2 separate regions of the Homo sapiens genome follow, and region 2 is linked to region 1. A link is a loop called in an ENCODE intact Hi-C map of the cell type or tissue named here. Cell type or tissue: MCF 10A. All regions are shown on one strand. Region 1 overlaps RNF217 (ring finger protein 217). Region 2 overlaps RNF217 (ring finger protein 217).

Region 1 (2,500 bases):
CCGGACCAAAACAGAAAATAAATTCTTTTTTGACAGAAATGATGAAAAAATAGACTCTACCAGCACGTCCGTGTTTGTAGAACCTAAACTTGCAGGAGTGCTACAAACAAGTCTGTGTGAAGAGGAACATATTTTATGCATCTCCACTGTCAATACTAAACCATATTAAGATGATTTAAAGAAAATACGGATCATTTTTATACTCCAACTTTCAAAATTACATTACAAAATTTTCATTATACAAAGGTAATCAGGCTTTATATAGTAAAAAATAGATAAGTAATATAAAGATATACAAGGCAGTTAAGAGGAATGTTATATTTTAAAACTGCAATATTTGTAGTATTTGGTAGCTTTTAAAATTTGTAATTGTTGTGACTTATAGTCTCATTGTAATCATTTACTTTTGCATCTAACTTTATATTCATAACTTAGTCTTAAAGAGTATGCTCACACTGTATATGCTTCAGGTTACACAAAACTTGACTCTTCCCCTCATTATGAAGTTTGCCTTCAAGAGCCAATGTCAACAGAGCTGTGGGGACAGAATTCAGATTGCAATGGATTAAAGATAATTAAAACTCTTCATAAAAGACATCATAAAAATAGAAAAAGAAAACCATGAATTGGTAGAAGATATCCACAACACACATTTAACTAACAAAAGATTAGTATTGAGGGTATAAAAAATAGAACTCCTATCAATCAGTAAGAGACAACCCAAGAAACAGAAAAATGGGCTAAAGATAAGAAAAAGCACATCAGAGAAAACATAAATTATCTTCAAAAATTAAAAAAATCTTCAAAATTAAAAATCTTCAAAAATAAAAAAAGCTCAAGCTAATTATAAATGAGGGTAATGAACACACAAAATCATGAGATGTTTATTCATACCCTGCAGACTGGCAAAACACTTAAATATACGATGAAGTACTGTTGAGGTTATGGAGCAATGGGAACTTTCATCAGCTGTGGAGCGAGTATCAACTGGCACAACCACTTTGGAAAACAATTTGGCAATACCAAGCCAGGTTAAAGATTCATGGCCTTGTGAAGCAACAAAACCTTTCCCAGATTTAAAAAATCTGGAAAAATTCCTATACATGTACATAGTCTGTAAGAGAAATAGAAAAAAAAAACCCAGAAATATTCCAAATGTTTTTCTTTTCTTGATTCTTTTTCTTTTTTGAGACAAGAGTCTTGCTCATCACCCAGGCTGGAGTGCAATGACACGATCTCGGCTCACTGCAACCTCCACCTCCTGGGTTCACATGATTCTCCTAGCTCAGCTTCCCGAGTAGCTGGGATTACAGAAGTCCATCACCACGCCCAGCTAATTTTTGTAATTTTAGTAGAGATGGGGTTTTGCCATGTTGGTCAGGCTGGTCTCGAACTCCTGACCTCAGGTGATCCACCCACCTCGACCTCCCAAAGTGCTGGGATTACAGGCATGAGCCACAGCACCCGCCCTCCAAATGTTTTTCAATAGGCAAAGTGTAAGTAAATCGGGTTATATTCATACAACAAACTCCAAAACAACAATGAAAAATGAACAAATTGCTGTCTCATATAAAAGAATCTCAAAATGTTAACTTTGAATAAAGTAAAAGTCCTATAAAAAACATACAAAGAATGTTTTCATTTTTATAAAAGTGATTAAAAATGTGCACAACTAAGCAACAGTGTTTAGGGATGCATACATTTGTAATGAAACTAAATTAATAAATAATTCAATAAAATCCAGGACATTGTTTAGCTCTGAATCAGAGTGCACAGTGTGTTTTGGATGGCACCAGGATGGCCTTCAATATTGTTACTGTTCTATTTTTTATGTGAGCTTTCATTTTATTATTGTTTTTAAAACTATAACCATGTGTTATATTCTTTTGTATGTATAATATTTCACAAAATAAAATCTGTAAAAGAGATTAGAGGCAATAAAAGTACACTAACTTTTAATAAAATATGGATGAAGAAGGTGGTGGTATAAATAACTGACAAACCACAAACATCTCCCTACTCAAGGGTACAAATATAGTCAACAATGAGAAATAATCTTGTTTTAATTTTTCTTAATAGAACTATAAATTATCCTTAGGTTAATACTTGGATACGTAACATCCCATTTTTACACAATATTAGTAGCCTGAATTTACAAAGTTGTCTATTCCTGGATCATAAAAAATTCTCGTAGTATACCTCAACTTTCTCAGTACTATCTCTTTTAGATGGTAAGCTCCAAATCCCAGAGCCTGCCAACAGTCAGCCACGGAGCTATAAAATTCAGGCTCAAGTAACAGGTGTACAGTTTTTCAAGTATAATTCTTACTCCTAAAAAAGATGAAAGCATAGTTGGAAATATAATGCCATACAACTGCCTAAAGTAGCACTTACTAGCACAAAAGAAAACACTTGGGCAGCTCAGGATGTAGTAGTTTGAGGATATATACAAAAAGCAGGTTGTAGAAACTTTTGTATCTACCTAACATCATGCTAGTAA
Region 2 (2,500 bases), 55 kb before region 1:
AAAATGTGGTATCATCCTGTTTTGAACAAGATGTCCTGTTCTGAACACAACAGAATCAGGATAACAGCTCACAAGAGGTACCCACATAAAGTAGCAAGAGGTCCACTGTGTTAAGTGTACATAAGGAAATGGGAATATTCTCTGTGACCAATAAGTGAAGGCAGGAGGGAAGCATACCTCAGCCTAAAGGTAACAATGAATTATTTCAAATCTGAGGTTTTTGAAAATGGAAAGGAATGATTCTATTAACAAGTTCCTTAACAAAAGCAGTGTTCAGAGTCTGCATGGCCAACTGGTAGGCATATTGTAGAGGGGATCCGTGCACTGTGTAGACAGCCCCAGTAGATTCTCTTACAAATCTAAGTAAGTAAATATGGAAAGGTAGTAGCACAGAGGGTGGTAGATAAGAAATGTAAGGTCTTCACTTCACTTCTTTCAGAATATCTTCCAGACCATTTTATAAGGAACACCACACTTGGCCTACTTTAACACACGATCTCGGGGGCCATCAGAGAGAGACGATTCTTCACTTGTTCATTGTGCTAAAGACCCAATGACAATAGGATAAAGGGAAAACAGTTCTTAGTACCAGTGCAGGTCAATTTATCCTAGCTGCAAGATTTGATTATTACTATAGTTTGTTTTTTTAGGTGAAGTGTAGGCTAAAATATCAGATAAATTCCAACATTTGGCTGTTAGAAGTTCAAGCACAAGTTAAAAACCTCTAAAAATATTGTGTCTAATTTATGCATCAAAAAAGCAAACAAAGAACAGCCTTAGCAAAACACTCCATTAGTAACTGAAGAAAGAAATGCTAACATAATTTAGTAGGCTTGCATCATAGCTGAGTGTTATATGTTTTTTCAAGGGTAATGTATGTAACACACACTTTGTTTACACTGGCGTCTATCAACAGGGCTAGACGACTTTAACTGTCTCATAAATCTATGCCAACAACAACCATTTAAGAAACTACACTTTTTTTCTATGGGCTCCTGACATGAGTGATACATTAATCCCAAGAGAAATCAGTGTGTGTTGTAAGCTACCCTAACCTTGCAGGGAAGACGCACAACTAGATTCTCCATTTGTAAACACTGTCAACTTAAAGTGATGGTGTCAGGGAAAACCAGAACAAAGCAGCATACTCATTACACGTTCATGGGAAAGCTTTACACATTCTTATATATGGGAAACAGTTCTCAAGTTATCTTTACCAGGAGGAAGGTTAAGCACGTTTTAAAGTACACCAGTTCGCAACAACCGATTGATTTGACTGTATTCTTAAAGCCCTTAGAAAATTCTTTTACCACATGAGAAAATATTTGTGTAGTGTTTATAAAATGTAATTTCTACTCAGAGGGTTTATAAGAAAGAAAAAAAGACAGCTAGAGAGATAAGGTAAGCACACAGACAGAGTTTCTCCAGGGAATTTTATTGGCTTTTTTCTTTCACCTGGGGTGAAAGATGCATCAAAAGTGCCATTGTATAAATTATCAAGATTCTGCTTAACATTTGTGGGAAGAAGAATGGGGATTATTAGTCTTGTCTGAAGAAAACCATCAAAAGAATTACCTCTAACGTGTTCTCTAACATGTTGATAAGCATGACCTTCAACTCTTTCTCCAAATCGATATGAAAAGGGGGATCATTTATTCAGTCTGCACTTGGAATAAGAATGAAACCCAGAATTGCACCTACCTCAGTAAAACCTGTATGAGTAAAATAACTACTTTTAATCCTTTACACATCTCTCCTCTCTTCCATAAAGAACTGCTATCACCTCCTCTACCTCCCAAAGAATATTTTTTTCATTTTCGTAAGTTCAATGACAATCCCCTTCACTGCCCCCAATATTGATGACTTCCACCAAATCACTCCTGAGTCATGTTTTCTGGACATCTCTTTGATGCCCTAAAGGGTCTTCAAACTTAACACTATCAACATATTTCAAACTGAACTAATTTTCCATTTCCCAAACCTGCTCCTCCTCTTCCAGACATAGTCAATTTTACCCCTCCTTTCTGCCCATTGTCCACCACTCACCCCATGTTTTCTTTCAACTATATTCTTTTTTACTCCCCCATGCCCTTCTCAATACCCAGGGTTGCTCATTCTGCTCTCTTTGCCTAATAATAATAACAATCATAATACTTTCCAGTATGTGTCATATGTGGTGCTAAGTAATTTATATGTGTGATTTCATTTAATTCTTACTACATTCTTATGACATAGGTACTATTACTATCCCCAGTTAAAGACGTGGAAACGATACTCAAGGTGACAGAGCTAGTGTGTGACAGGCTGAGAGTTTAATTCCAGTGTGAAAGCAGTGCTCTGACCTGCCTTTTCAACCTTGGTAAATCCAACACCTCAAGGCTTAATGTGTTTACTCTTAAATGAATCCTTCAACAAATATATTTTGAGTGCACCCTCTATCAGACATAGGCTTGACACAGGTTATCAGCAGTAAATGAAGTAAACTTGGACCTGGACTCCC

The links. Peaks named below come from ENCODE experiments on the same cell type or tissue, not always from the same donor. Only the 100,000 strongest peaks of a DNase experiment are listed, where the experiment ranks them.
Region 2: it touches region 1 in a loop (2.8-fold over the local background); 2 of 110 quality-filtered maps call a loop at or near these places.

What each region holds. Positions count from the first base shown.
Region 1 is chr6:124,994,610-124,997,109 of GRCh38, reverse strand. The region is part of intron 1 of RNF217 (ring finger protein 217); the gene reads right to left. Among named protein-coding and RNA genes, the nearest start is that of RNF217-AS1, 33 kb to the right of the region's middle. In MCF 10A, no CTCF peak of the experiment used is centred here; a DNase peak (open chromatin) is centred at 979.
Region 2 is chr6:125,049,342-125,051,841 of GRCh38, reverse strand. The region is part of intron 2 of RNF217 (ring finger protein 217); the gene reads right to left. Among named protein-coding and RNA genes, the nearest start is that of RNF217-AS1, 88 kb to the right of the region's middle. In MCF 10A, no CTCF peak of the experiment used is centred here; a DNase peak (open chromatin) is centred at 951.